Linked DNA regions of Homo sapiens: region 2 is linked to region 1. The links are chromatin loops, found by intact Hi-C in ENCODE. Cell type or tissue: PC-3. All regions are shown on one strand. Each heading gives the region's core, and the rest is flanking DNA. Links, peaks and the distances in the headings are about the cores only. Region 1 overlaps SHC4 (SHC adaptor protein 4). Region 2 overlaps SHC4 (SHC adaptor protein 4).

What was found. A loop is a pair of places that touch in the nucleus more often than their neighbours do. Peaks named below come from ENCODE experiments on the same cell type or tissue, not always from the same donor. Only the 100,000 strongest peaks of a DNase experiment are listed, where the experiment ranks them.
Region 2: it touches region 1 in a loop (4-fold over the local background); 6 of 110 quality-filtered maps call a loop at or near these places.

What each region holds. Positions count from the first base shown.
Region 1 is chr15:48,921,068-48,937,481 of GRCh38, reverse strand. It overlaps SHC4 (SHC adaptor protein 4), which reads left to right. Exons shown (of 12, transcript NM_203349.4): 2 at 12,533-12,603. Among named protein-coding and RNA genes, the nearest start is that of SHC4, 35 kb to the left of the region's middle. In PC-3, for the core only: no CTCF peak of the experiment used is centred there; DNase peaks (open chromatin) are centred at 7,671, 8,231, 8,381 and 11,491; H3K4me3 peaks cover 1,509 bases; H3K27ac peaks cover 5,179 bases.
Region 2 is chr15:48,859,391-48,875,804 of GRCh38, reverse strand. It overlaps SHC4 (SHC adaptor protein 4), which reads left to right. Exons shown (of 12, transcript NM_203349.4): 5 at 3,663-3,716; 6 at 7,936-7,987. Among named protein-coding and RNA genes, the nearest start is that of EID1, 11 kb to the left of the region's middle. RefSeq lists a silencer at 1,161-1,482. In PC-3, for the core only: no CTCF peak of the experiment used is centred there; DNase peaks (open chromatin) are centred at 7,064 and 9,444; H3K27ac peaks cover 4,842 bases.

The DNA.
Region 1 (16,414 bases), core at 3,644-11,643:
GGAACAGCAGCTTTAAACATCAAAAGATCTGGGTTATTCTCCATTAATCAGCCCTGTGACTCTTGAGCACAGCATTGAACCTCTGAGAATCAGTTTTTCCATCTGTAAAAAGGCATCAGGGCCAGGCGTGGTGGCTCAGACCTGTAATCCCAGGTTTTTGGGAGGCCAAGGTGAGAGAATTCACTTGAAGTGAGGAGTTTGAGATCACCTGGGCAACATAATGAGACCCCATCTCTACAAAAATAAAAATAAAAAAGGAGATCACCTACCTATTCAGGTCTCATCACAGTTTCATTATGAGGCTCAAATGATATAATACTTTTGCGACTAAACAGAATATACATCTCTATTTGTGCAAAGGCACATGATGAATCACATAGCACAACTTTTCTGGCCATGCCCAGCAGCAGAAAGAGCCATTTGTGGCTCCCAACACATTGGTGTAAAGTTATTCCTAGGAGAAGTCATAGCTCTCCAAATGCTATCAGTATAGTTTTTGCCACAGGGATGACCTCCAGCTGGGTGACTTTGTCTGTGCTCAAGTCTGTAGGCAGAGATGAAACCTCTCTTAGTTCAAACAAATTCCCCTGTGTAAGGGATTTTCAATGGGAGTAGGACTGTTGGAATGAGACAGTACATAGCTGCCTCACGGGATGCAGATGGTTGTCATACTTTCCTTGCCCACAGATGACCAGTACTTTTTTCAGAGAAATTGAAAGATTTCTTTGGACAATTGTAGGCAGCTCATTTCCCAGTGTATTAGTCTGTTCTCACATTGTTATAAAGAACTACCCAAGACTGGGTCATTAATAAAGAAAAGAGGTTTAATTGACTCACAGTTCTGCAGGCTGTACAGGAGCCATGGCTGGGGAGGTCTCAGGAAACTTACAATCATGGTGGAAGGCAAAGGGGAAGCAGGCACAAGCTTGGTTCAGCTTACTTTAAGCGGACTGGGAATAGAATCTTGGGGATGGAGACAATGGAGACTCTCTCCATCTGCTGGGGTGGAGTCCACTTAGCAGGGAAAGACATCGAAGGAGATGGATTGGGCCAAGTGAAAGGCTTTGCTCACTTCACAACCCTGCCTTTTGACTTGGGCAGGAACCCTGGAGAAAGGAGATCTGCCTTTTGTAAGAGCAAACAGAACACACAACTTACTATTAGAAGGTTCCATCGTTATAATGACTAATGACTTACAGGGTTGAAATTTCCTGGTTGTTGAGTCTCCAATGTGAATGACTGAACAAATCCAGATTTTCAGGCTTTTAAACCTGGAGCAGAAGGAGGAGTTTTCAGCAAAAATAGATGTTTCTATTTTAAAAATATATATTCAAATTCAATCAACCAAAATATATTTGGAGGGTCTACTATGTTCTAGGTGTTGGGGATACAACACTCCCTGTTCTCTGCTACTAATCTTCTAGTAGGGGAGACAGATAGCCAACAAATACATAATAATTTCAGCAGTAAGTGCTCTGTAGAAAAGCAAATAAAAGAGGACACAGAATAGTGAAGAAATGGAAAGTGTTAGCACCTTTATGCTCCTTGATGCTATAGATTATAATATACATATTATTATATAATGCTATTATTATAGCATTCAAAGGTGCTATAAGATTATTCCTAAGAAAAGTCCGTTTTTGCCAAGACCACTTGCACCTCCTCCTTAAAGTTGTGTTCCAAGCAGCTCATCTCTCTGTCCATCTCACTGAGCTCTCTCTAAACTTGCTTCCCTATTCCAGGGCAGGAGATGCCCTACTCCCGCTTCTTCAAAACCCTGCCCAGGTTTTCATTTGATTGGTGTTACACTAAAAGGGGAAGGATTTTCCATTCCCTTCTTACACGACCCACATTCCAGCTCAAACCTGGCACAAGGAGGGCTTTGGCCAGCTTAACTTCAGGATTATTTTAATTGACAATATACCCCTTTAAGAAGGAACACATTACAAATGGTCCAGTTAGGATGCAGGTTATTTTGAGACTTCCTGAACATCATTTCTTGGCTAGTTCATTCAAATAAATCATTTAATTGCACTGTAAGAGGTGCTGGGCATAATGATGACTAAGACTCACTCCCTGCCCTTGAGAAGCCCATAGTCCAGCAGGAGGCATAGACATTGGAACAGATAAATTGCAGCACCACAGGGTGACTGCAACCTAGGGGTGTGACAAAGGTGTTCTGGGATCCCAAAGGAAGAGCAATGAACTCCACCTCAAGGCTACAGAATATTTCAAAAAACTGTAGTCACTGCTGATGCCTCATTCATTTATCCATTATTCATCCATTCATACATATTTCCTGAATAGTTTATATCAAGGATCACACACTGCCTGCAGATATTGCTTGTTTGGATTCCTTTTGTTGTTGTTGCTTCTTGGTAATTGATTTATTGAGATGTAATTCACATACCATATAATTCACCCATTTAAAGTATACAATTCAATGGTTTTTTAATATATTCACAGAGTTGTGCAACTATCACCAATTACAGAACATTTTTATCAACCCCCAAAGAAACCTTGTACCTGTTAGAGGTCACACTCCATTCCCCAAAAACCACATAGCCCTACTTTCTAGCTCTACAAATTTGTCTATTCTGGACATTTCACATAAATAAAATAAAATCAGTCTTTTATGATTGTCTTTTTTCACTTAGAATTAATATTTTCAAAGTTCATTCATGCTGCAGCATGTATCAATACTTGATCGCTTTTTATTGCCAAATACTATTCCATTGCATGACATACTACCTTTTATTTGTCCATTCATCAGTTGATGGATATTTGGGTTATTTCTACCTTTTGGCTATTATAAATAATGCTGCTATGAACATTTAGGTGCAAGTTTTTGTGTGGACATATGCTTTCAATTTTATTGGGTATATTTCTAGGAGTGGAATTGCTGGGTCATATGGGTAATTCTATGTTTAACTGTTTGAGAAACTGCCAAGCTGTTTCCCCTAGTGGTGTTACCATGTTGTATTCCCACCAGCAATGTATGATGGTTCCAGTTTCTCCACATCTTCACCAACATTTATTTTCAGTTTGCTGGTTTGTATTTTAAATTATAGCCATTCCAGAGGGTGTGAAGTTGTACCTCACTGTGGCTTTGATTTGCATTTCCCAATGGTAAATTATATTGAACATCTTTTCATGTGCTTATTGTCTATTTGTATATATTTCTTGGAGAAATGTCTGTTCAGTTCTTTTGTCCATTTTTAAATTGGGTTATTTGTCTTTTTATCATTGGGTTGTAAGAGTTTTTTAATGTATTTTAGATGCAAGTTTCTTAGCAGATATGTCATTTGCAAATATTTTCTCCCATTCTCTGAGTGGTTTTTTCACTTTCTTCTTAGTGTCATTTGAAGCACAAAAGAATTTAATTTTTATGAAGTCCAACCTATATATTTATTTCCTTTGGTTGCTGGTGCTTTCGGTGTCATATCTAAGAAACCATTGCCTATTCTGAGGTCCTGTGATTATGACTGTTTTCTTTAAGGAGTTTTACAGTTTTAGCTCTTATATTTAGGTCTTGTAACCATTCTGAGTTTATGTTTTGCTTATGGTATGAGATAGAGGTCCAACTTTTATATACAATTGCTCTGGTGCCATCGGTTGAAAACAATGTCATTTTTCCATTGAATTCTTTTGTCACCTTTGTCAAAATTCAATTGACAGTAAATGCAGGGGTTTACTTTTGGACTCAGTTCTATTCTACTAATCTATATGTCTATCATTATGCTAGTACCACATTATCTTGATTGTGTAGCTGAGCAGTAAGTTTTGAAATTGGGACATGCGGATTCTCTAACTTTGTTCTTTTTCAAGATTGTGCTGGTTATTTTGAAATTACAGATGAATGTCAGGAAATTACACATGAATTTGAAGTTAGACATGAATTTTAGGATCAGTTTGTCAATTTGTACAAAGAAGCCATCTGAGATTTTGATAGGGATTCTGCTGAAGTTTTAGATCAGCTTTTGGGAGTATTACTATCTTAACATTATTAAGTTTTCTGATCCATGAACATGGGATGTTTTTTCCATTTATTTCACTTTTCTTAAATTTCCTTCAACAATGTTTTTCAGTTTTCAAAGTGTAAGCTTATCCTATCAGATTTATTCATAAGTATTTTATTCTTTTTGATCACATATTGCAAATGAAATTATTTTCTTAATTTTGTTTTGGATTGTTCATTGTGACTTGCTGGAATTAAAAATCAGGAAAACTTACAAATAAAGTCTGATTTCTGACCTCTTTTGAAAAATCACAGGGTCTGGTTTCCCAGATGGTAACGAGGGACTGGAATGATTGGTTTGGGCCTTGTTCTTTTTGTAGGCCATATGGTTCCAAGTTTGTCCTAATCTAGCTACTTTCTTATATCTAGTTTACTTTGCTCATTAATATCTTTATTATTAAGCACTGAGTTTTTGGCCTTTATGATTATTCTTTTGGGAAATTTAAGTTAGATGAGATTCAATTTGAAAGAGCAGTTAATATTATTTAAGTCCTTAATGTGATTTTTTTTATATGCATATCCCATTCTTTCTTAAAAGTTACCTCAAGCCATATCTTACTTGCTCATCTCAAGAATATTGTTGATCCAGGCTTTACACAGAGGATACAAAGAAGAAACAGACACCATTCTTGCTATAAAAGAGATACGGACACATTGACCAAGAAGTAGTTCCATATTAGCAAAGGAAGTTTTATTAAAGGTCTGCTAGAAGTTCATACAGAGTATAGAAGAGGGCCCAAAGAAGATCAAGGCTGCAGGTAGGGATGGGGAGGAAGAGGAGAGATCTCATAAAAGAAGTGACTTTGCATTTCCTTGTGAATGATGAGTAGGTGTTAATAAGATGGACATGGATAAGAAGGACATTTCAAGAGGGAGGAGCAAAGGAAGGGGTTGTTCTGAATTTTGAAGCATGGTGAGTTCAGGCAAATGACCAGAGTGCAAAATGAGAGGGCAAAAGCGGGGAGGAAAAGGCTAAAGAGTTCAGCAAGAGCCAAATCATGAGAGGCCCTGTACATCATTCTAAGAAAGCTGGATCTTTTCCTGAAGACTGGTGTTTTCTCCAAAGTGTGATTCCTGGACAACCTGTAGTAGAAGGACCTGATTGCTTATTAAAATGCAGTTTCACAGTCTTACTGAAGAAGAATTTCTCAGAGCCTGGGAATTTTATTTTTAAAATCTGATTTGTAAGTTTCCCTGGTGATTCTTAAGTTCTCTAAAGTTTGGGAAGCTCTGCTTTAAGGATGGGGGTCTTGGGAGTGTTTTAAGTGAGAATGATTGGGGGATCGGACGGAATGATAACATGCCATATATGTGTTTTAGTAATGTGCTGGCTGCACTGGGAAAGGCAGATTCAAAAGGTGGGACACCAGAAACCCCATCTTAGGGAGGGCCATATTCTAAAGTCAACAGTAGAATAAAACTCAGAATAAAGAATACACTGGATCATCCTTGAAATCTCCAACTCCCACGCATCTGGATGATCAATTGTCAGAATCAATGTCTTGTGTTTCTGTTTGCATTTATGGAGAGATACTCTTTCTCTGGGGCAGAGTATGTCTCCAAAAATGCAAACAGAAACACAAGACATTTATTATTGCAAACAGAAACACAAGATATTATTTAACTCTCCATAAATTCAGATACTCTTTCTCTGGGGCAGATAGTTACCCTACTCTCTGGCAAGTAGGGTTGAAAGACTGAGGAGATAACAAAGGGGCTAATCTCTCGCTTTCTGCCTGCCAAATGGATGCAGTTGAATTCATATGCTTTGCCCATGAATATGATGAGACCCCAGTATTGCAATTGAGAGAAAGAATGTGCCTAAACTTGGATAGTAAATGCTGGGGGTAGTGTGCAGAGTTCAGGGAAGAAGACAGGGAAGTTATGACGATGATAGGGAGATTGAAAGGATGCGGCTTACCTCTTGATTGGTTGATGGATTTGAAAAAAAAGTAAGAGTTGACTTTTCTGGTTTATGTAATTAGGTAGATAGTGATACTATTGGTTTAGATCAGAAATGTAAGTAGAGGAATAATTTGAATGTATTGAATTTGAGATGCAATTAGAATATTCATGTGCCAATACACATCTGAAGGTGGGAGAAAACCTGGGCTAAAAATGTGTGTGGCATGAGCATGAGGCAGTAATTGAAAGCAAAGGAGTGTACATGCTAGAGACTGATTTTATTAGACTAGAGTAGAACCTAGGAATCAGAATTTTTAATACTTCCCAAGTGATTCTAATATGCAGTCAGGGTTGAGAATCACTGGTATAGGGAGAGAAGGAACCATTGTTTTTAAAAAATAAGAAACTAGCAAAGGAGACTGAGAACGAATAGTCAGAGAAGATGAGGAATTGGAGAAAATGTTCTCAGGAAAGCTAAAGAAGAGAGTTCAGAGGAAAATGAAGGGATTGAGTAAAGGTCGACAGCGGTAGGTGACCCCAATAGGTGAGTAGGAAAACAAAAATCGTTCACTAAAGGAACTTTGAGGAAGTAGTTGGTTTGCTCAGGCAGTTTCACTAGAGTGATGAGGCCAGAAACTTTACTATTGTGAGTTGAGGCATGAGTGAAAGGAAGAAAGTGAGACAGTGTTTCAAGGTTATGAAGGGAATGTCCCTGTTTCTTACTCTCCCATTTTTTTTAAATGGGAAAGACTAAAAATTATTTAAAGGTGGCAGAAATATCCTGCTGTGTTTTCCTGCCATTTTGGTGGCCTCTACCATTGTTGAACATTTATTGCATGAAGGTCAGACCCTCCTTATATCATAGTTGATTATATACTGTTCTTCAGTGTTTGTTTTTAATTCATTATTTATTTTTTATTTACAGACAGGGTCTCGCTCTGTCCCCCAGGCTGGAGTGCAATGGCACGATTGTAGCTGACTGCAGCCTTAAACTCCTGGGCTCAAGTGATCCTCCTGCCTCAGCCTCCCAAGTAGCTGGGAAGTGATTTTCTTCCTTGTCTTAGCACTCTTATTATAAACTTACCAAGTGCAGGGCCTGTGCCTTAAACTTCTCTTGAAAAATATTCTCCCATACTCCTAGCCAAGATGCAGGTATATTCTGAGAAAGGGAATAAGCCATGTATAAAAAGAGATTTCACCCTACTCAATAAAACTGTGGTTCTTATAGATGAAGTAGTGAGCTTTGCTCATTTTATTTTTCAAATCTAAACTAATACTACTACTTATTTTTAAAAATAAATATGTTTACACTTATTTGTATAAACAGTACAAAAGTATAAAGTAAAAAGTAAAAACCTGCCTCTCTCCCACTTCCAAAAGCAACCACTGTTAGTTTCTTATTATCCTGCAGACCTTCTTTCTAAGAGTATAAGAATATGTATCTTTTTTTTCTTTAGGTAGCGTGCTTGTAGTCATCATTCTGTAAGAGAGTTAGGATGAGACTTCCCATAAGTAACTATCATTCCTTTCCTCTGAAAATCCCAGTAATTTCTTCTCTGGAGAGCAAAGCCCAAGATACACATGGCCATAAATAGGCTGTTCACCTCTCCCTGGGAGCAAGTGGTTGAAGCTCAGACAGTACAAAAATATTATGACTGCCTTGGGGCATAAAGGGAGGAAGCGAGTTGGGAGTTAGGTAAACCTATGCTGGGGGCTGAATGGGCAGGTTGTCTGAGCAACGCTGAGCTCCGCTGCTTTCCCACTGTTCCTGTAAGGCTCCAAATAAAGGTCTTCAGTGTCCTCTCCTCACCACAGGGTGGGGAATTAGGGAGTGTCCTCTGTCTCACCTCCTGCAGTTCCCAGAGCAGTTTGGACTCACATCTGCTGTTACCATTGTGGTCCCCCGTCTCGACACTGTTCACCGTGTTCCTGGGTAGACCAAAGGGAGGGTAGTGGCAGCCAGCAGGATAACTCCTCTTTTCACTTTTTCTGTTATACAGGGTCCTAGCAATGGACTGCAGACTCTAGAATAAACCCTGATTCAGTACCAGTGAATAAATGAAACTGAGCCAGGCACTTCTCTTTAATAGGCTTCAATTTCCTCATCTCTTAAATAAAGTTAGCAACAATGACTAATCTCATAAAAAGAAAAGATAGGTCATCTCTTTTCATGGTTGTCCTATCTGAATGGGGCCAGGTTTCTTAAGAACAGAGCCCATGTCTTATGCAGATCCGCATTTAATACGTGAATGAGAAGTATTGTCATCTCCAGTTTATAGCTAACAAACTAAACTTCTCCTCTCTCGGGCCTTGATATTCAGCCACTATCTGCTTATGCAGTCATCAAACACCTAAAGAAAGAAGTGGACAGAGTATTTTTATGCACCGCCCCCTCCCCGCTTCCTCACCACGGTGTTTTTTAAGTGAAATGGATTGTGTGAGTCAATGGGAAGACTCACTCCATTCTTGTCTTTGGGGTAATTGTGGCAAAAATCAGTTGTGATTTTCTCAACACATGCCCACAGTGGAAGGGGACTTGTCCTCATTGTCAATCATCTCAGGCCATGACTCATGTTTTTCCAGAAACTTCTGTTCAAATGACACACCTCAGAGGCCCCCTCCTGCCACCCTTCATCTCAGCCCCAATTCATCACTGATTGATTATTGATTTACTTGTTAATTTGCTTGTCTAGTACCTCTTTTTATTCCCTTGGCTATAACCACCGTAAGAGTAAAGATCACAGTCACTGCCATATTCCCTGCAACAGGGAGTCACCTGTGCCATAGCTGACAGACAAGTGTATGAATCAAAACAGAGGTTCACATGAAGGGAAGGGGATCCCGAAGCAATGCTTGGGCTTGCCTTAGTCCGAAGCAGATAAGGTGGTTATAACCATGAAGTGTGATTAAGAACGACACCGTGGAGGAATTCCTCTCACCCCCAAGACACTAAAAATTCCTCTCCTCATTGATAACCAAAATGAATGGCAACTTATTTAATAACTGGGCTGAGAATAGCCTTCACTTTGACACTCTCCTCACGTGGGTCTCAAACTTGATCAGCCTTGGGTGTCCTTGTTCCAGCTGTTTCCGTTTGTCCCTTTGTCCCCCTCCTGTTCAGACATTTCTGTCTGAACATAAATGTCTGTTTCTGTTCTGTACTCTCCTTTCCTTTTAAAGTTCCCACTGTCAACTCTATCATCCAGGGCTGTTCCCACCCACAGCTTATAGCCCGCCTGAGAAGTAGGGCACATTCTTGCCAGCTTCCCACTTCACTACAAAACCTCCTCGGTCTAGGTTGTGTGTTGCCACTCCAAAATGAAGAACAACAAAAATAACAAACATGAAGTACATTGCTGAGAAATCTAGAAACCTTGCAAAGACGTTGTTCTGGCCTGTAGCACCTGAGGCTGAGTCCTGGGTGCTCTTGTACTCCTGGGTGGAGAGACCAGCCAAGCCTTCACCTCCCTCCGTCCCTCGGCTCGCCCTAGCCCCCACTCATTGTAAAGGTACAATAGAATTGAACAAAAGATGCTTCATTCATTCTTTCAACAAGTGTTTATCGAGTGCCCACCAGATCCTAGGCACTGTTGCAGGGAATATGGCAGTGATTGTGATCTTTAATCTTATGGTGGTTATAGCCAAGGGAATAGAAAGAGGTACTAGACAAGCAAATTAACAAGTAAACCAATAATCAATCAGTGATGAATAGGGGCTGAGATGAAGGGTGGCAGGAGGGGGCCTCTGAGGTGTGTCATTTGAACTGAAACCTGAAAGATGAGAAGGGGTTTGTCCTGCAGAACTGTGTAGGAGAGCCAGGCGGACAGAATGTCAAGTGCAGGGAAGAGCTGGGGTGTATTTGAGGAGTAGAAAGGAGGCCAATGTGGCAGCAAAGTGTGTAAGGGGACAGTGACACAGATGAAGCTGAAGGGGTGAGCTGGGGCCAGGAACCCCAGGGTCTAGGGGTTTATAGTAACGAGATTGTTTTGATCATAGATGCCAGGGGTTTCATGTGGTGGAGGAACACGATCTGATATAAAGTTTTGAAGAACCACCACAGCGGAGTGTGAAAAATGTAGGTGCTTGGTCACCTTTTCAAAAAGTGTGCACGGATGGGCCAGTTGATATCACCTTGTCTTCAATCGGTGATTTACAGCTAAAGGGAAAGATGATACCCACCTCCTCACCAACAAGACCTCCTGGGGGTATTGGAGGGGATCCAGGCCTGCTCTCCAGCCTGTGTGGGGAGTCCACTCTTTCCAGAGCCAGGACTGCAGGATATAGGGACGCAAGACCTAGGCTCTGGGGTGGAAGAGGGCGCTGGAAGGTACCAAAAGCCAGAGAAGTCAGTGAAGACATATGGACAATCTTTTCATGCCACCTGGACGTGGAGCTTGGATGCTTGGAATTTCCTTTCTTGACAATTCTGAGATGGGCTTTCTAACCTACTTCCTATATCTAGCTTTCTTCTCCTAATAACACTTACAGTTGAAGAGAAATCTCTAGACACAACTTCCTTAAGGTACCCAAGGCTTGGGAAGTTACGTGTGATGGGGACAGAGTAAAATATCCAAAATGTTTCTTACTAGTGTGATGGGGACAGAGTAAAATATCCAAAATGTTTCAGTACTAGAGATCCCAAGAGGAGTGTAACTGAGTGTGACTAACAGGAGTCTGGATGAGACTGGCAGGGTGATTGTCCCGGCCAGCATGCTCTTCCCAGCACCAGGCTCCAGGCAGCACTCGGTGCATCAAGGAGTTCTACCTGCACAATCTGCTCAGAAATACTATTATACAGCAGGATGCGGTGGCTCATGCCTGTAATCCCAGCACTTTGGGAGGCCAAAGTGGGCAGATCGCTTAAGGTCAGGAGTTTAAGACCAGCCTGGCCAACATGGTGAAACCCTGTCTCTACTAAAAATACAAAAATTAGCCAGGTGCAGTGGCATGCGCCTGTAATCCCAGCTACTCAAAAGGCTGAGGCAGGAGAATTGCTTGAATTTGGGAGGCAGCGGTTGCAGTGAGCCAAGATCGTGCCACTGCACACCAGCCTGGGTGACAGAGTGAGACTCCATCTCAAAAGAAAAAAAAAAAAAAGAAATACTATTATACAAGAAGTGTTTGGGTAGGTGCCCCTCCCCACCAGCTCCTGACATCTTTTGACAGTGTTTTTGCCATTCCCAAGCATAGAGAGGCTGGAAAGCCTCCAAAGGAAAGCTAAACAGGGAGCATATCATTTCCGAGGAGACAACAGATCACTTTCAATTGGACCTCTTAGCTCTAGTAACATTTCTAAGGCAATTCTCAAAGAAGCACTCTCCCTCCTCAACCAAAGCTCTTCTGGGAGGATTGACTCTCACAGCCTCACCTGGCAAAGCTACACAGAAGACTACTAAGTCCACGTCCCTAGGCTGAATCCTCTCAGGTCTCCAGAATCCAATTTTCAGCTGCCAGCCTGTTATTTCCTGGATACCCCACCGGTGCCTTAAGTCAACAGCTCCCAAACCAATTCATCATCTTCCCTTCTCCTGGCTTTCCTGTTTCTGTTGATGGCATCACTGTTCCCTCTGCTACCCTGGCTGGAAACATCTGAGTGAGTCATCCTTGACTCATCCTTCTCTCTTGTTCTCCGTATCAAATCAACTGCCGAATTCTGTAGTATCTGTTTCCATGATGTCACTTGAATCTGTCCCGTCCTTCCTATTGACACCATCCCTCTTCAGTGTGGGCTGTCGTTACTTCCCTCTCCACAGGGTCATCCTAACTTATTCCCTCACCATTAACCCACCTTCATACTGCCGCTGACTTAAGCCTCCTCCAACACAGATCTAATCGCATCACGCCTGCCATGGATCCTCACTGCTGCCACACTAAATATAAACCATCTTTCAGCTTTATAAGTCACAATTCCCTTTGCAATACATGGTGTTCGAGCTAACCATACTAATCACTGATGCAGCACATGACTTTTGTCCTGTCAAGAACCCCCTTAATATTTAAATCAGCTGCAAAGGATGATAAGATCTTATATTACTAAGTTTGGTATTCTATGCATTTATATGCTTGTTCTATCCACTTAGAAGATTTGACATTCCTGTATTCTCTATCTCACATTTATTTTTGCTTCCTCTACTATTTAGGCCTTTGTATGTACCAGGCGTTGTTCTAAAAGCTTTATTTATATGTAGGAAATAATTTCACTCTCCTAACAATTCCTATTGTATCCCCATTTTACCAATGACAAAACTGTGAGGCACAGAAGTTAACTTGCTGAGGTTCAGGTTCCATAACTAAGAAGTAGCAGAGCCAGGATGCAAATTCACATGATCTGGCCCCAGAGCCCATGATCTTAACCACTGAACCCACATTTGTCTTTGTTACTTGCATTATCTATATTATGGTTTGGATTTAACTGGTGTTTTGTAACTGAATTGAACCTTTAGGCATGTGTCCATTAACAGTCAGAAATAACAGTTGTAGGCAGAGGGTGCAAATGTAACTTGATAGCAGAAGCTGATTTTAGGTGCTTCCCAGGAAGTTGCCGTGAAGCTAAGAGACAGCTTCTTGGAATTTTTGTCCTACTTCTTCTTTTTTTTCTTCTTATTGTAGTACATGGGCTGTGTTGAAGTGCTGCAATCAATGAGATCACTGGATTTTGGAATGAGAACCCAAGTTACAAGGTAAGAAGCCAAAAATGGGAGGGGCTTTGAGGAGTATGGTTTAAAGTCACAATAATTTCTCCCACAGGAATTTTATGCAAACCTTCCAATTCATTATGCACTTTTATTCACGCGACTGGAGTGTAGAAGGCTCGCCCAGTGACCTTCAATGAGTGGCTTGATCTCATCGTGTGAAAGATTTCTCAACTGTGTGGCAGTGCATCTGTGTTTCATGTGAGGATGAATAAGATGATACAGTCTACAGAAATAGCTGGTTTCCCAGGTACCAAAAGTATTTAAAATTATGCCTGGCAGGAAGCCATTACAGAATCAGACCTGTCAAGGAAGTAGCAGAAAATAAGACCAAGTAAGACTTTCAACATGAGAAAGCCCAAGCTTTCCCCAAGCTCTTCCTGACGTGAGAAACTGCTTACTCCTTGTCTGGGTCTCCCTCCTCTATGTACAGTGAGCTAGATGGAACAGTGGAATCAGGGAAGTTTTACCCAGGGTGACCCCAGGGAGCTTAGGGGAAGAAATCAGAATCCCTGTTACGTGGAGCTCAAGTCAGAAGCAGAAATACAAGGCATGGTTCATTAAAGCTAAGCCCAAAGCAAGGACGGAAAGAAGGAGTGAGTGCAGACTGGCAGCTGGAAAAATTGTGAAGTGAGGGAGATGAGGTGAGAGGACTGGGTCGATATGAGTGGTTCAGAATGAAGACTTGGGCATCCATTGGATGTGGTGCCAAGGTGTGTCTCAGGGGCATGCCACAGTAGATCTGTGCTTGCAGGCCTCCTGTTCTGAAGGTGAATATTGTCATGTAGAGAATAACTCTCCCTAATGCTCATCCCATGAAATTCTAGGCCTAGAAAAAGAAGTATCCTGTGGTCAAAAAATGTAGCGAAAGGAGCCACATCACTCTTTAGGAGACTACAGTATACAATAGTATATTGAAGACTCTGAGCCTGGTGCAGTGGCTCACGCTTGTAATCCCAGCAACTCAGAAGGCTGAGGTTGGAGGATTGCTTGAGGCCAAGAGTTTGAGACCAGCCAGGGCAACATAGTGAGACTCCATCTCTACAAAAGTAAAAAGAACATAGCCAGGCACGGTAGCACATGCCAGTAGCCCCAGCTACTCAGGAGGCTGAGGCTGGAGGATCACTTGAGCCCAGGAGTTCAAGGCTTCAGTGAGAGATGATTGTGCCAATACACTCCTGTGTGGGTGACAGCAAGACCCTGACTCATAAAAAAAAAAAAAAAAAAAAAAGACTGAGTAGTCCTGTGCTGCTATAGTTGAAAAAACTCTACCCCTCAAAATTTTCTTTTTCTTTTTTCTTTTTTGTTTTTTTTTTTTTTTTGAGACAGAGTCTCACTCTGTCTCCCAGGCTGGAGTGGTGCAATCTTGGCTCACTGCAACCTCCACCTCACATGTTCAAGCAATTCTCCTGCCTCCGCCTCCTGAGTAGCCGGGACTACAGGTGCCCGCCACCACACCCGGCTAATTTCATATTTTTAGTAGAGATGGGGTTTCACTATGTTGGCCAGGCTGGTCTTGAACTCCTGACCTCAGGTCATCCACCTGCCTTGGACTCCCAAAGTTCTGGGATTGAGGCGTGAGCCACTACACCCAGCCTTACCTTAAGATTTTCTAAACTTTATTGGGCCTTGGATCCTTTTCTCGTATAACAGAAATGTACATCCTAGGGTTCCATGAAATGTGCCTTAGGAAATGCTGATTGAGACTCTCTGCCTTATGATGCATTCAAATCTGCCTTTCCAAACCTCTCTCAGTCTATCCTTGGTATTTCCTCTGGAATCAAACATATTATATAATCCTGTTTTTTGTACTCTTGGTACCTACGTCAGTCACTGGCACATGGCAGAGGCTCACTGGATATTTACTGAATAAATTCATGGTTCCACCTGACTACACTTCCAGTATTTGCAAGCAGCTACATTTCTTCTCCCCTTTAAATCTTCTCTTACACATTCTCAGTGCCTTCAATTACTCTTCAAGTGACATGGTATCTACTACTTTCCAAACTGTTAGCCCTACTTTGATGGACATATTTCAGGGTTTACTCCATTTTGAAGATTCTTAATCTTGAGACATTTTTTCTTCCAATCCTGAGCAGGCTACAGATGAGAGAAAGAGGGCTGATACCCCAGGTTGGCACAGGACAAAGGAATCCCCACTGTCCTAACCTGAGAGCTATGGTCTGAATATGTCCCCTCAACATTTATGTATTGAAACTTAATTCCCAGTGTGAAAGTATCAAGAGGCAGGGCCTTTAGGAGGGGATTAATTCATTGGCCAGAGCCCTCACGAGTGGGATTAGTGATCTTATAAAAGGTGCAAGGGAGCATGTGAGGATGCAGCAAGAAGAACCTGGCTGAGGAGCAGCGTGAGCCTTCATCACACACCAGATCTACTGGTGCCTTGATCTTGGACTTCTCAGCCTCAAGAAGTCTAAGAAATACATTTCTATTATTTATTCATTACCCAGTCTGGGGTATTTTGTTATAGCAGCAGGAATGGACTAAGACACTGAGGATGACTAATCTTCTGTTCATTCACCCATTCATTCATTGATTCTTTCTTTTTCACTCGAATGTTTATGGAGTATCCATAAAGTTCCTGAAACTGTTCAAGTGAATAAGACAAAGCCTCTACCCTCATGGAATTTACACTGTTGCTGGGGAAACAGACTATAGGCAAGGAAACAGGTAAATAAGCAATCTACTTTCAGATAGGAAGAAGTGCTTATTTACTGCATCAAAAAAGCAGGGAATGAGGATAGAGATTTAGGTGGCGGGTTTTTAAATTTTATTTTATTTTCTAGTTATAAAATATTGCATGTTTACTTAGAAGATTTGGAAAGTACAGAAAAGTATGAAAGAGAAAATTACTCAGAATCTTACCTAGAGAGGGTGTCTATTAACAGTCTGTGTTTTAAATCCATTTCCAGTATTTTTTCTATACATGAGCTTACAAAGAATTTTACACAAAATCTGAACAATATTATATACTAAGTCTCCCATACTGAGCAATTTCCTGTTGCTAAAGATTCTAAAGCATGTTTTATCATGGTAAAATACACATAACAAGATTTACTATTTTAATCATTTATAAGTGTATAGTTCAGTGGCATTAAGCACATTCACATTGTTGCGCAACTATCGTCACCATCCATCTGCAGAACTTTTTCATCTTCCCGAAGATGAAAAACTGTACGCATTAAACTCTGTACTCATTAAACAGTAACTTCTGGCCAGGCGTGGTGGCTCACGCCTGTAATCCCAGCACTGGGAGGCTGAGGCAGATGGATCACTTGAGGTCAGGGATTTGAGATCACCTGATCAACATGGTGAAACCCTGTTTCTACTAAAAAAATACAAAATTAGCCAGGCATTGTGGCACACACCTGTAATCCCAGCTACTTGGGAGGCTGAGGCAGGAGAATTGCTTGAACCCGGGAGGCGGAGGTTGCAGTGAGCCGAGATTGCACCATTGCACTCCAGACTGGGCAACAAGAGCAAAACTCCATCTCAAAGGAAAAAAAAAAAAAAACGATAACTTCCCATTTCCTCTTCCTCCCCAGCCCCTGGCAACCACTGTTCTACTTTTTGTGTCTATGGATTTGACTGGTCTAGGTACCTCATAAAAGTGGAAACATACAGTATTTGTCCTTTTCTGTCTGGCTTATTTCCTTTAGCACAATGTATTCAAGATTAATTCATCTTGTAGCATGTGTCAGAATTTCATTCGTTTTTAAGGCTCAATACTACTCTCTATTGTACGTCTATACTACATTTTGTCTATTCATCCATCAGT
Region 2 (16,414 bases), core at 3,718-11,717, 62 kb after region 1:
AGAAGCGACCTCTTTGACCTGAGTAGTGAAACCAAAATGCCATCCAGTCATGGCAGCTGCTCCACCCATGCATATACCGATGCAAAATGACTGATTCCACTTTCCTGATATGTAATCATTCAAAGACTTGAATAGTTCTGCATCTGTGGTGCTGGTTGGCAACAAAAGTGCATATAGCATATCCTCATTCACATCCTCCTGCAAAATATATCACACACAAAAAAGCATTGTTCCTTTCTAACAATTGTGCCTCATTATCCTCTGATATTTCATCAGTTCATCTAGTTGTGGTGCTAGCCAAAAGAGGAACACATGCCACCTTTTGAACTGCAGCCTCTCCTGAAAGTTCATGACAAATGTCCTTAGAAGCAGGCAGGATCAACTCTTCATCAATAGTAAAGGACTTCTTAGCTTTAGCAATGTGGTTAGCCACTAAGAATGATGCTCTCAGTGCAAACACATCTGATGAAGTGGTGGCCTTCAATAATTTCTTCTATTCTTTGTGTTCACATTGTTTTCTTTTGAAAAACTCCAAAGGCTTAGTATTAATGCAGGGTGTGTGGTCTCCATGTGACAAAGCAGTTTAGAAGGCTTCATGGCTTTGTTAGATAGCCACTTGCTACATGTTATGCAAAGCAAGCTTGGATAATGTGAATCACCTGTTGTAATGAACTGGTATTTTAAGTAGGACTCTTGATATTTTCTTTTAAATGCAGCTTTATTTTTGTTGGCAGTCTTAAAGTCTTCTGCAGTCTCATCACTGGATCTTTCCCCCTTTTCAAAGAACCTCTCCAGTGAAGTTTGTTTTTTACTCATTTTGGCTAGGGTTAGCTTATGGGCTTACCAAAACTGTGACCGAGAAAGTGCATGGTGCAGGAAAGAGACATGGATGGGAGTGGTAAATAAAATAATGGGCGGGTCAGGAACAAACTAAAATAGTCGGATTCAGACTTAAAGCCTGCCATCAGCTGCAGCTGTACAACTGAAGTACATCAACTCACTTGCCACTATGTAGCCTGCCACCAGATGCAACTTAAGTGTCACTTGCTACTTACCGATAGGGTTTTGATATGAGTCTGCAAGCAATTGATTTATTATGGTCTCTGTGCAGTCAAACCTCTCTGCTATTGTTAATCTGTATTTGCAGCCACTCCCCAGCACTAGCGTCACCACCTCAGCTCTACCTCAGGTCATCAAGCATTAGATTCTCATAAGGAGCATGCAACCTAGATCCCTCGTATGTGTAGTTCACAATAGGGTTCATTCTCCTATGAGAATCTAATGTCGCCACTGATCTGACAGGAGGCAGAACTCAGACAGTAATGTGAGCAACGGGGAGCAGCAGTACATACACATGAAGCTTCTCTTGCTCATCCACTGCTCACCTCCTCTGCAGCCCGGTTCCTAACAGGCCACGGACTGGTACTTGGTCTCTGGCCAGGGGAGTCGGGAGCCCCTGCTCTAGTTCTTCTCACCATGGACACATGATTTCTGGCTGACTGCTGCTTGGTGTCAGATTTATCATAGACTAAAAGTTCTTAAATACATGAGTCTATTTTTAGACTTTGAATTCTTGTGACATTTTTACAGTTTTATATCTTGCTGTTTGATCAGGAATATTTTGTCTTTGTTCTTTAAAAAACTGCGCTAACTCTTCTTGTGCATTTATTCTTTCATATGAATTTAGGAGCATCTTGAATGTGATATTATAATATTTCTTATTATCTTATAAGGGAATTCTTATGCATTTGTTCTTTTAAAATTTGCTTTAGCTGTTCTTGCACATTTATTCTTCCATATGAATTTTAGAAGCATTTTTATTGGAATTGCATGGAATTTATAAATTAATCTGGGGTAGGATTGACACCTTTGTAATACCATCTTCTCATCCATGAGAGTGATATATATCTTTCTACTTGTTCAGATCTTATTTATACTCTTCAGTGAAGTTTTCCAAAAAGCATTACATGATTCTTATTAGTTTTGTACTAAAGTACTCTTACAAAGTGTACCTTTCTCCCCAAAATACAGTGTCTAATTGGCTATTTTTCTGTTTTTTTTTTTGAGACGGAGTCTCGCTCTGTAGCCCAGGCTGGAGTGCAGTGGCATGATCTCAGCTCACTGCAAGCTCCGCCTCCCGGGTTCACACCATTCTCCTGCCTCAGACTCCTGAGTAGCGGGGACTACAGGTGCCCACCACGCCCAGCTAATTTTTTGTATTTTTAGTAGAGATGGGGTTTCACTGTGTTAGCTAGGATGGTCTCAATCTCCTGACCTCATGATCCGCCCGCCACGGCCTCCCAAAGGGTTGGGATTACAGGCGTGAGCCACTGCGCCCGGCCGACTATTGTTGATATATGGGAATGACATTGATCTTTGTATATTGACTTTGTTTTTACTGAAATATAAATGTAGACAAGTACACAGATAATAAGTCCGTAATAATTATCACAAAATGAACAGTTGTATAACCAATATTCAGATCAAGAAACTCCAGCAATCCCAGAAAATCTTTTGCCCCTTCTTCCTGTGCTCCAGAAATAACCACTGTTCTGATTTCAAATACCATAATTTTGCCTAGTTTTGAACTTCATATAAATTAAGCCATGCAGTATATTCTTTGTGTTAGACTTCTTTTGCTCAGCAAACATGTTGCTGCTATATAGTATGCCACCATTGAATATTACAATAGTCATCATTGGAATTGTTTCCAATTTAGGGCTGTTATGAACAGGGCAGTTATTGTCTTCTTTGAGAATATTTTTTGTTGCACATATTTACACAATTGTGTTGGATATACGTCTAGGAATAAAATTGCTGGTCATCTTATATAATCAGCTTTGGTAGATTCTGTCACACAATTTTGAAAGCAGGATTAGTCAATAGGTGCATAGTTGGTGTTTTAATGAACCTTCAAAATAGCATGACAGATATGTCTCTGCAAATGGTCATTACACTGTGGTTTGCAAACAAGCAATCCTAGACTCTCAAATAGAAGACAATCTTCTTAGCTAATTAATGTGGTTACTTGGCGATTCTTACTCATATTAGAAGTCCTAATGTTAGTGCCTTACTCAGGATACATTTAGTAGTGAATGACTGAAATCAAATTCAAACTAACTTTTGCAAAAAGAAACAAAAATATAAAGGGAGAGGGTGAAATATATTGGTTAAAGTGATGGAACAAATGTTACCACCAGACTTTTTTCCTATTTTTAGTTCTCAGTTCCGATTTTCATCAGAAGAAAAGCTTCATATTCCAGCAGACTTTTCTCACATGGCAGCATAATATGGCCCCTAGAAGCTTTGGGCTTACATAGTTTTTAATGGCAGAGAGAGATGCTTTCTCTCCTATTATTCATTTCAGTTCTTCCCAAAATACATTGATTGGCTCTGCTGTATCCAGAGAGATGGTATTTTCTGATTGGCTAGCCCTAGATAATGTTCCACCTGGGTGGGCAAGGGCAGTGAGATGGGCATCACAAAATCATCAGAATCTCGTGGTTTAAATGAGATTATTATAGAGTGTAGGTTGGGTGGTTTTCAAAGGGATGCTGATCAGGCAAAAACAAAACAAACAAATGTATGTCTATTACTGTTAGACTGTATATAACTAGAAATAACAATTAATTTATATTAGTATACATGTTTATGTTTTTCAGATTATTGCAAATCATCATATGCAGTCTATTTCATTTGCCTCTGGAGGGGATCCTGTAAGTATGGATTCACAGAAGTTCTTTTTATGAGTTAAAATAACTTCTTGACATTTGGGGCTGGATGATAATAAAATAAAATAACTTTTACATAAACCATATTAGCCACTACATGTCTTTTCCTAACATACTATTACAGTCTGTGAATAGCTACATGTAGCAGATAATAAAATATTTTCTTTAGGCAAACATTTCCTATTATTAAATTTTAAAATACTTGGATTAGTAGATGAGCTAGTAGTGCTCCATTGTGTTATTAGCCATGGAGTTATCATCTAATAAGCTTCTTGTTGATAATATCTAGGTCATGAAAAGCAAGTATGTCATACATGTGTTGCTCAATCCTTCCTTAGAATTCTTCTCAACACAGAGTTTCTGGAACACTTTACTAATCAACTGGACTTGATATATCAACCAAGTCAACTAAGTCTAATCTGGAATGAGCAACCAGGTTTGCAGGAACTCATGGAGGAAATGCTGAGCTGGGGAGAGAGAACTTGTAGTTCTTCTCTACCAAGATGGGGTCATGTGATACTCACTTCCCAGAAATTGTACAGGATTTCTCCAAGCCTACTCTGCAGAATGGAGTGTCATTCCTTGACTCCCTACTGCACCATTTCTGGACCACAGCAAAAGGAGAGGGGCTTTGAAGCTAGGGAGCCTGCAACTGAGCAAGAAGCAAATCTGTTTAAACTGAGGGAGTAGAAGAATACTTTTGCCACTCTGTGACATTATTGGTCTTTTTATTGTACTCTTTCCTCTTCTAATCTTCCATATGTTTTGATGAAAGGTTAGAAGAGGATGGAGTATGACTTTCATAATGGTTAAACATCAGCCATGTCAAGAAAGCAGGGGGAACATACACAGACCTTGTTCTTACTCAGAATGTATTACCTTCTTTTCTGCAAAGCATTTTTTAAAGAAAAGATTATATCCTTCAGGAACGAACCAATACAATTCAGTTTAACCATTGATTGTTTTCTATCCACCACATTTAGTTTTCACCTGTAATTGAGGAATAAAATGTAGAGTCATAAATGATAGGACAATAACCTAGAAACCCAAGAAAGATATAGAGGATGCTAAAAACTAAATCTGGCAGCTGATACCATGGTAGTTTTCATTTGTTTTAAACTTTTTGCTAAATATTCAATGGGGGAGAAATAATTGTATATCCTAAAAGGAAGTAAAGTTCTGAAGTTACTCTGTAATCATTGCTTCATTTACTGGCATCTAAAGCATTTAAGCAGGTTCTTCCTCTTGGGTGTTGGTGTAACTTACCTGTGTATAAAATATATAGCTAAATTAGCCAATTCTTAAAAACACTTCAATAATTACTTGTCTTCACATTGGCTACCAATGACCTAAAGTATTTAAGCATGTCAAACCAAGACATGCTTTTTTTTTTTTTGAGACGGCGTCTCACTCTTGTCACTCAGGCTGGAGTGCAGTGGCACGATCTTGGCTCACGAAGCATATGGAAGAAAAGCAGCCTTTACAGGATTTCAAACCCTTGTTTTCTAATTAATGGATATCCAGTTTCCCCTTTAAGCTTTACTACTTCCTCATCTTTTAGCCTGGGGTATAGTTATTTTCAAATAACTATTATATATTAGTTCCATGATGCTGCCATTTTTAAAAGTAAACCAAATGTTAAGAGTTCCACCTTTTCCCCAAGAAATTCCACAGATGCCTAATTGTGAATTCCCATTAGCAAACAAGGGACATACAAGGTGTCTGGTGCTTAGCAGCTGCTATTTGAGCCCAAGAGCCTATCTGGACTCTTTTCCATCCAGCCTTGTAATCTGGCCTCAATAGCAACACCAAGGATGGTGGCTGGCAGGGAGGGTCAACTGAATCCAGGCTGAAAAATACCAGCACTTTCTCTTCTCCCTAGCTCAGTCATCCATGAAGGAACTCAAATACTTTTCTTAAGAGATTTAAAGTAGTGTTTATACATGTAGTGTGAAAAATAATTATTGGCATTTGCCCTAAATTTCTTAAGGGTTGTCATCATGTTAGAATTGGTGCGCAAACATTTACTCAAGGCATGCCCTGAATGATTTCTGTTATTGTTCTCCAGAATCTTAATTTTTTTCATACTCTCTTCATGTGCCTTTAGTTCTTTAAATTGACCAAACCACTGTTCCTATAAAAAACAAACATTAAATAATTTGTGGCCACTATGGGAAAGTTTGTACCTGCTGCATTGAGAGCACCTCTGTGCTCTCTAAAGCTGGTGAGAAAGCCTGTTGATTCTAATTTAAAGTAGAAATCTGGCGGCGGTGCCATGGCTTGGTTGGTTAAAGCACCTGTCTAGTAAAATAGAAGTCTGGAGCCACCCTAAGCATTGGCATTAGAAATCATCTCTATGAAGTTTTACCATCAGGTCAGGGAGGCAGTATTATGTACTGCCAGGCTTTGGAGTCAAGTAGACGTGACTTATTTAAACTCCCTAAACTCCAGAGTCCTCATATGTAAATGGAGGATAATCCCTATTGCCTGACAGTGTTGTGGGAATTAAGTGAAATGATACATGGTTAGTGTTAGCGCAGGTCCTGGCACACAGTCACAAGAAGTAACTACTACCACAATTGCTAACACATACCCATATTTGTTTTAGGATATTAACTGAGATCGTTTACAGCTTCACAGTGAACTGTGTACAAGGGTAGGAAGCTGACTTAAAAGTCCCTGAGGTCCAACATAGTAATCTTTCTACAAGATTTCCTCCAAAATTTCAAAAATAATGAATAGCCTTCTCATCTCTTGGCCTTTGCTCACCCTCATTTTTACTCTCTTTGCAAAAACAGTTGTTTTCCATCCGTCAGCCCTGAAAACAGTTGTTGGTAATGCCTCTATAACTATATATACTTTCTCCACTTAAAAAGTGCATTGTGAGTATGTCAAAAATTAAATACATTTAAACATATTTTCCCCTGCTATTTGTGCTTTACTTTTAGCATTCTGTAAATTCTCCCAAATGTTTACAGCTATAGAATTTTAGAACTATACCAATGTTGGAGGCTGTTTTGAAAATGAGAAAACTGAGGTCTGTAGAGGTCTCACAGCCTCTTTCCCATAATTGGACCTACCAGACAGCATGGCTGGCATCAGACCACCTCTTCACTTGAATAAGAGTGGCAAAGTCCCCAGCAATTGTGGCTTTCCTTCTAAATTCATATAAAACAAAGCCCAAGGATATGGCCTTATTTATTTAGAGGATATTTAAAACCTTTTTTCTTTTTGCGTAAGAGAAATTTACTCAGGTATGTGTTATTATTTTCTTTAATTGCCCAAGACGAGTTATGCTGACCCTGAGATCCACTTCCTGTGTGATTCATTGTGGGTTATTAAGTGATTATCCTTGAGGGTATTACAAACATGGGCTTTTATTTCCTGCCAGTTGATTGCATCTTCCCTCTAGAGAGTCATACTTCTAATCTGCAAATGGAATTGTGTGTATTTTTTCCCAAGAACTTAGATAACAAAAAGCATCTTTAATTATTAAAACCTTATCATTCATCAGCTTACTGTTTTCAATAAAAGCTGGAATTACCAAGTAGCGTTTTGTTGGTTTGTTTTTACGAAGTCAGCAGTGCATCTCTTTTTGAACTTCTTAAGTTTTTCAGGGGTTCTCTTTTTTTTAAAATGATTTTTCTTTTCTGTATATTGATCAAATAAATTCCTTGTATTTTCACTTTATTATCCCTTAAGTTAACTTACACTGCATACAAGCAAGCTAACAACCACAAAATCCAACATGTCTCTTTAGTCAACTTACTTTCTGATGTATGTGGTATATGTTTGGACAACAGGAGATCATGATACCCTATCTTAGTTTATGTCACTTTTGTGATTGCATAATCCCTGATATTTCAACTTTCAACCTAGGACAGCATCATAGTCTCTAGCCAGTTTTAAAGAATATGTCCTAACATGTTCCCTATCTGCTTTCTCTTTTATTCTTAATGACAGTCTGCCTCTAAATTTTTAATTTTCCAATTCTTTCCCCAAGGGACAGAGAACATGGACTCCATAATTGTTAAACTATATGGTGTATATTTGTTTATGTTCCCTTTTACAATGCTTTTCTTGTCTCTTTAAATAAAAAACATTTGTATTTGAGTCCTTGCCTCAGTATCATGTCCAAAATATATGTTTCTTTCAACAGTACAGTTCATCCATTTTAAATACAGTCATTTTCCCTTTTTTATAGGATACTACAGACTATGTTGCCTACGTAGCTAAAGATCCAGTTAATCAACGAGGTATGGAAAGCAACTTACAGATTTTTTAAAGAGCTGGTATATACCAACTCTAAAAAGTAACCAACAGTTATTTTCAATGTACAGAGTGATGACTATCACTAGGGTGCTATACTGGATTCTAGAAATATTATGCAAATTTGAGTTGGAAATAAATTGCCCTGTTAGCAGAGCAAAGTAGAAAAACTATGTAGATGAAATTTAAATCATTTTAAAGATCCACAAACCAAAGGCTTAGCTATCAAAAGAGAAGCTATTATGGTTATGATAGAGGGGGCTGGCTGTCACATCCCCACTGGACAAATGAATTACATGTAAGATCAAAGCCAGTGAGGAGTGAGGTTATTGGCCTGCATTGGCTTTGGTGTGTGTGTGTGTCTGTGTGTGTGTCTGTGTGTCTGTGTACTTGCTGTTCAAGAGCCTGTATTATCTCTTTGAATGCTTGACTTCATCATATGGATTTCAGCTTAAATGCCTCTTCTTCAGAGACCTTCTTTGATAGCACCTCCTGTCTCCAGTAGCATTTCCTACCTTGTTGCATCACAACACTTATTTCTCTTTTCATTAACACTCCACATTTCTATTATAGGTTAGTGCAAAAGTAATCACAGTTTGCCATTGCTTTTAATGGCAAAAACTGCTATTACCTTTGCACCAACCTAATATTTTATTTACTCACATATTGCACTTGTTTGTATGTTTAATGTGTCCTTTCTACTAGGCTAAAATCTTCATGAGGGCAGGAACCTGTTTCTCTTACTCGCTGTTGTTCCCTAGCACTCACCATGATGCCTAGCATATAGGCGATACTCAAAAACTATTTTATTGAATGACTGAGTGAATGGAAGAGTGATTTGATGGGAATTCTTGTTTCAGGATTTAGCAAGGTCACATGGTTAGTATTGCTTCTCATCCCTAACGCTGGGACATTCAGACTCCTCTTAGGGAGAAGTGTTAGGTTCCTCCTTAACTAGAACGTATTGGTTGGGCCACATCCTCTGCTGTCCCAGGTATGGAGTTTGCCCCCAAACATTTATTAAGTGGACATGGAATAGGACTTGAAAATTTAGAGAGCTATAAGACACCGAGGTGGAAATGTACATGGGATGCTGGGGAGTAAATAAATAGAACACCCTGGACCTCACAATGTAAAAGCGTAAAAGGCATCTATAGGACAGACACGAGAGAGCTAATGAGTAGGGACTTAATCCCATGGGCAGATGGGTGGAGAGTACTGTTTACAAAGTAGAGTTTAGACAGATTGGTTTGGCAGCAGGATGTAGTAGATGGATTCAGGGAGAAACTTAAGGCAGGGATATCCATTTGGAAGCTATTGTGATTGTCAGAAATGAAATGATGAAGCCCAGCTGCTGGCACAGAGCCTGGCACGTAGTAGATCCTCAGCAAATGTTTGCCAAAAGAATGTGGCAGCAAAAAGATGAAAAGGAAGGAACAGAGGATAAACAGTATGAAATACTCCATTAAAACTGACCCACTCTAAACTAAATAAGAAGAATGAATCATGGTCAAAGAGTGTGCAGGAGAGACAGGAACCAGTGAATGGGGCAGTGGGAATGTAGGAACAGGGCACAACAAAGGATACCAGAAAAGGGCAACTTCTTCTCATCCCTGCCTGAACGTCCCTAAATAATAACTGCTTGCTATTTCTGGGAAGGCCTCTGAACAACAACACTTTTTGTCTTAACATGGAAATGACAGGGTGAAAGGAAGAAAAAAATACATCAGGAAATCTAGATGTTTAGTAACTTTGCCGTCAGTCACAGAATATCTCTGGGCATGTCATTGCTCTTAAGTAAATGATGGTGAAGAGTTCAAAGATTAATGTTGTTGCTAAGGGTAATGGCCAAGAAGGATCCACATGCCTGCAAAGCTCTCCCTTTGCTTAAGTGAAACAGGAGAGGCAGAGAAAATTATGATGCAGCACATTCACTTTGAAAGCCCCTGTTCTGGTGCCTGAGTCATTTGTCAGAGCTGAGCTGCTTGAAGAGGACCCCTGGGGATCCTGGCTTGGGGATTTTGAGAAGGCATTCATGTGAACTGTTGAGCGAGGTCCTGGATGGGAGGTGAGGGACAGAAACAGTCCAAATCAAGGTTTCAGTTTTTTCTTTCTTTAGCCATCAGCCTGTGTATAGGAAATAAGATTGATGCTGGAGTCAGAAAGACTGGGTTGGAATCATAATTATTTCATCATCTCACTGTACGATGTCAGGCAGATTGTTTCACAACCTCAAACCTTGATTTCCTTATCTTTTAAGTGGGAATAATAACATCTGCATAACACATGGAAAGCATAGTTTTCTTTCCTCCCTTATTACATCTTTCTTTCCTATAGGAAAATGGGTGTGTCCAAGAAGATAACTTAGTAACATAGGGTAGTTTTCTTGGCTTTAAAAGTTAATATGTCTCTATCACCTCTTCCTCCTTTTCTGATCTCCTCGTTCTTTCTCATATAGCTTGGCTATAAAAATCCTGTGAGAAGACACTGTGTTCTCAACATACCTCCTCCTTGCACACAGTCCTCTAGTGCTAAATCTTTTCCCCCGACCTGAGCCCTTGGACTGACAGTGCCCGCAAAGAGGTGATGACACAGCTTTTGAATACACAAATAATTATTAATGATTATGGAAGGAAAATCCCACCATGGTATTATCATTTAGCAAGAGGGAGAAACATAATCCATAAGATGTGCATAGAGAAAGAGGGATGCCTAGAGAACAGTGCCTAAAACGCAGTAGATGCTTGGGATTTGTGGAGTAAGTAAAAAAAGACACAGGTGAAAGAGCAGTGTAATGAGAGCTTACAGCCAAGTGTTTGCAGGTTGTGCGAATGTGCGTGTAAAGGCGGGGTTGCAGAGAAAGGAAAAAGTGGAAGTAGGGGTCCCACAGCTGAAAAGATAGACCAGAGACAGATTGTGGGGGGACTTTGAATACTGGCCAGGAGGTCACTGGAGCCATCAAATATTTTGAGCTTTAAAAATATTATTATGTTTTGCTATTCTGAAATTACTAAATGATCATTTTTCTGGCAGTTGTGTCTTTAAAAGTGGTATTGGAGGCCGGGCGCGGTGGCTCACGCCTGTAATCCCAGCACTGTGGGAGGCCGAGGCGGGCAGATCATGAGGTCAGGAGATGGAGACCATCCTGGCTAACACGGTGAAACCCCGTCTCTACTAAAAATACAAAAAATTAGCTGGGTGTGGTGGTGGGCACCTGTAGTCCCAGCTACTCGGGAGGCTGAGGCAGGAGAATGGTGTGAACCCGGGAGGCGGAGCTTGCAGTGAGCCAAGATCACGCCACTGCACTCCAGCCTGGGCGACAGAGCAAGACTCTGTCTCAAAAAAAAAAAAAAAAAAAAAAAAAAAAAGAAAGTGGTATTGGTATTGGAAAGCAGAAAAGCCACCTGGAATGATAGAATTCAATTTAGAGGACATCTCATTAGTCGTGGGCAGCAGTGTAATGTTCTAAATGGCACTGGAGGAGGAAGGAAGAGTTTGGGTCAAATTTGTGAACTAATAGTACTTGATGACTATTTAGATATTTAGATTGATGGAGAAATAGGAATCAGATGTTCCTGAGGATTTAATGAGATATCATATGCAATGCAAACATTTCAATACCTGGCTTATAGCACCTAGGCAGTAAATGGTAGCTATTATTACTATTCTGTGTGATGTGGAGTGATGTTGCCACTAAAGAAACAGAAATTCTCATAAATAGAATAAACAAACAATCTAATAAAAAAAATAGGCAAAGAAAAATGGCTACCATTTATTGCATGCTTACTATGTGCCAGGCATTTTCAGTACTCCATCTGCATTATCTCATTTCATCCTCACAGCAGCCCTAGGGAGTATGTAAACATATCATTCCTTTTTTTAAATAGAAGAAAACACTGGAGGTGAGAAAAATAAGGCGGTTTTCGTAAGATTACCCAGCCATTAAGTGGATGGACAGATTCTACGTCCTGAGCACACAAAAGAACATGGCAAGGCACCAAGAAACATTTGAAAAATAAAAAAGTTTAGCCTCACTAGCAATCAGACACACAAATTATAATTAGACATCATATTTCATCTCCAAATTTCAAACATTGAAAAAAGATAAAATGTGGTTTCGAGTAGTAGTTATTCTTGAACACTGCTGATAAAGAGTTTAGATTCAAACATTTTAAAGAGCAATTTGATCATTTGCATCAAACATCTTAAAAATGTAAATGCCTTTGAACCAGTAGTTTTATTTCTGAGGAAATAATTAGGATACGTACAAAGATTAAGCAATATAGATCATTTTTGTATATTATTTATATCATAAGACAAAATTTAGTATTCATAAGTAGCAAATTAAATAAACTCATAGAATGTACTATGATGCAGCAATTAAAGCTAATAGTAGAAAAATAAGTAATTATATGGGAAAAATATTCACAATGCTGTTAATGCAAAAAACATTATGAAGATTGTGTATAGTATAATCCCAGGTGACTTTTCTGGGTAGATACGCATTATAAGAAGATAGGAAAGACATATGGCAAAATGTTCCTAGTGGTTATTGAGATAACCACTGGATAGTGAAATTTTCTGTAATTTTTATTTCTTCTTGGTGCCTTTTTGTTTTCTAAAACTCTTACAGTGAATATTTATTACATTTATAAAAAGAAAAAATATCCAAAACCTTTGAATAAATGTTTTAAAATAATGAAATCAGAAAGCTGATGTTATAAAATTAACTAGCAAGTTTGTTTCATCCAGGAGAAAATGGCAGACAAGAGAAGCCCAGAGAGTAGGTCTGGGGCTGGGGGTGGGGCTGGCAGGGAGGGGAGGGAGGCAGGCCAGGCCTGCAGGTGCAGAAAAAAACTGCAACTTCTTAGCAGAACCTAGAAAGAAGAGGGCTAAGGATGTCAGGGAGTGGGGGAAGCCACAGGAGACAGTGACTTGCCTAAGGAGTAGTCAGGGGACAGGAGGAAGTCAAGAAATGAGTATTACCTAACAGAGGGGAAGAGCAAGGTTCTTCTGAAGGAGACATCTCAGATGGTCACACACTGAAAAGGAGTTAAGGGGCATGAGGGTGGGAAGATGCTATTTCGCCCAGCAATTAACAGGCCACTGGTCACTCTGGAAAGCTCAATTTTTGTACACCTAGAAAGGCAGGAGCCAGATTGCAGGGATGAGGAGGACAGTATGGTTGACAGGAAGTGGAGATGAGCAGAGGAGACTGGGCTTCATGCTGACAATCCCGAAGCTTCCCACTCTTCCTTTTGCTTGATTCGCTTTTAGCATTAGTGCATTTAAATCAGGGCAGTTCCCACTTTTTCCATCTTGGCTAGGACCCTTTAGTGAACTCTTCATTTTATCAAAGGCCTTTTTTATAGAAAAGGTTAAGTTCCAGTAAGAATGTTTTGAGTTTAGTTAGTGATTAATACACCCTGCTTCTGTAATTGCTGTAAATGAGGAAATCCACATTGTCTTACTCCAAATGTGTGGCAGTCCAGGAATGTTTTAATATTTTCCCTGAATCTAGTCTGTGAATAGGACTGGACTGCTTGGACTACCTGGATATAGGAAGGCCATGCTTCTGGGTCTCTGAAGAAAGTTAAAAAAAAAAAAACCCCAAAACCAGTAAAACCAACTTAAATTAATCCACTTATTTTTATTTATGTTTATAGTTATAAAGTATGCCTACGACTGTCCTGGTGGTATTAATTAGCTATGAACTGAATACTGGCTTGCCTCTTTGAGGTTGTTTCTTCCTAAAGTATGGAGGACTCCCTGCTTTGATCCCATAGCACCATCTGGTGGTTGACCTGAAAAGCTGAACTTTTGAATTTCTGGTTTTCTAAGTATAAAAGGAAAAGACAGAAACAAAACAAAAAAACTGTTTATTAAGAACAAATATAAAAGTAGTAAAGAAGTGTCTGTTATCCTTTAGTAATAGTTGTAATCCTCTTGTTTATGACTACCTAATTCAATAACCAAATAAAAAAGACAGATGAATATGTATCTCAGGTTCTTTTGAATCTTAGTTTAGTACTTGATACCCAGGGCTGGAAGTGTGAGCCCATCCTGCTACAGGTGGGATGAAAAAAATCCAGACTTTCATCTGATTCCAGACATGGGAAGCAAAGCTCAGGCCTTGGTAACAAAGTTACCATATCCCTGAAAAGGCACCCTCTTTTTTGTGACTTGGCTCTTTTTATATATAGTTACTTGTCTTTCTTCTTTCCCTTTAGCTGAAAATTGGGCAATTCTTGGCCAAGCTTTTGGAATTGGTTTTAATCCTGGGAAATGGGCATATTTATATGTGATTCAAGGCCCACCTCTATCCTGTCCCATGACCAACCTAAAAAAGACCATTTCCATAGAGCAACATAGCATGTCTATGAGAGGCAACAATGGAACTGTGAAAGTACATGTGCTCCCTGAAGGTGGTGAGACTGGGCAGAACATCTGCATGAGGTCAGTCTGTTTGTCTGCTGTTGCATCTTGCCTGGAGACAGACAGACACCACTGTTTGTTCTTTTATTTTTGTCCAGTCTTCTCAAGCTGGGTGTGTTGGGGCATGCCTGTAGTCCCAGCTACTTGGGAGGCTGAAGCAGGAGGATCACTTGAGCCCAGGAGTTCAAGTCCAGTCTGAGCAACGTAGTGAGACACCTGTCTCTATAATAAATAAAGTAATATGGTAGTAATAGGCTAATCCAAAGAAAAGCAGAAAATTATGTTGATAGCATCAGCCTATGAACAGGACCCAAACCTCAAAGCATCAGAATCAGAAAAGTTGAGATAAATAAGACATTCTAGAGGTACGCCAGAAGCGTTAGAGGCTGGTTGATGTGTCTGATTGATTCATTCATTTCTGTGTACCCACATGCCGCCCTGTTCCTCAGAGACTTTGAGCTTCCATGACAGAGGAAGAATAGGGTTTCTGTAAAACAAAAAGACTTCAAAGATGACTCAGGACATTGTCTTGGCAGACAAGGACCTTGCCATAAAGTGACTTGTTCAAGGTCACATAAGTAGTGGCATAATTGGAACTTGAACTCAGATCTGAATCTTTTCACGGAGTTCTTTTAAACATCCTATTCTCTCATCGCCCTCACTGGAAGTACAATTTAGCTTTTCTTATTTATTTATTTAGGCTTAAGTATCCTGCTTCTCTCATTATCTTCCTCATCTTCATCTCTCAACATCTCCTCAATCCTAAGAAAAAATAAAATTGCAAAAATTGTTGTTTCCATTTTGATATGACTTTCTATTTTGACTTCATTTTTATTTTTATTTATTATTATTATTTTTATTTTTGAGATGGAGTTTCACTCGTCGCCCAGACTGGAGTGCAATGACGCCATCTTGGCCCACTGCAACCTCTGCCTCCCAGGTTCAAGTGATTTTCCTGTCTCAGCCTCCCAAGTAACTGGGATTACAGGCACCTGCCACCATGCCCAGCCAATTTTTTTGTATTTTTAATAGATACGGGGTTTCACCATGTTGGCCATGAACTCCTGACCTCAAGTGATCCACCTGCCTCAGCCTCCCAAAGTACTGGGATTACAGGCGTGAGCCACTGCACCTGGCCTTGACTTCATTTTTAATTGGACTGGGAATTTACGAGATTAAAAACAAAAGGATTACCTTTTCTTTAAAAAAAAAGTATTTATTTGGTTAGGTTGCTAGCATATTAGTGTTAGGAGATATTTTATCATTTAAGCCATACTTGATATTATGTAAGCTCTCTCTCTCTTTCTTCCTTTCTTTCTTTTTTAGAGACAGGGTCTTGCTATGTTGCCTAGGCTGGGGTGCAGTGGCTATTCACAGGTGTGATCACAGTACACTAGAGCCTGCAACCCCTGGGCTCAAGTGAACCTCTCTCCTCCCTCCTTTAAGCCTCCCAAGTATCTGGGACTAGTGAATTACCTTTTCTTATAATGTAACACAGCTTCTCATGGCTCAACTGGAGGATACATCTCCAAGGGTACTTTTTAGGTCTCCGGATATGAGGCCTGACTAGCAAGGAGGAGACTATTTCCACAAATCACCTAAGAAATAATTTATATCACCTAGTAGCTATAAGAACATGTCCCATTGCAGGGACTCACTGCAATTCTCACTTCAAAAAACTCAAAGACAATTTCATACAGTAGCACTATTCATATGATTCAGAGAAATCACTATTTATTCATTCAACAAATATGTTTAGAGCATTTTCTATCTGTTGGTCACTAAGTAAAGCTACTGTGGAGAAAAATATAGGAACAATATAAAATGGCAGTGTAAAGATAGACCAAATATTTTCCTTTGGTAGGAAAGACATAAATTTATAGATATTCTTAACTGGGTTTCAAAACCGGAATTAGCTCCTAAGTCTATTTCAGGATCCAATTTGTACTTTAAAGGGGCAACTTTATAAGAATGAAGAT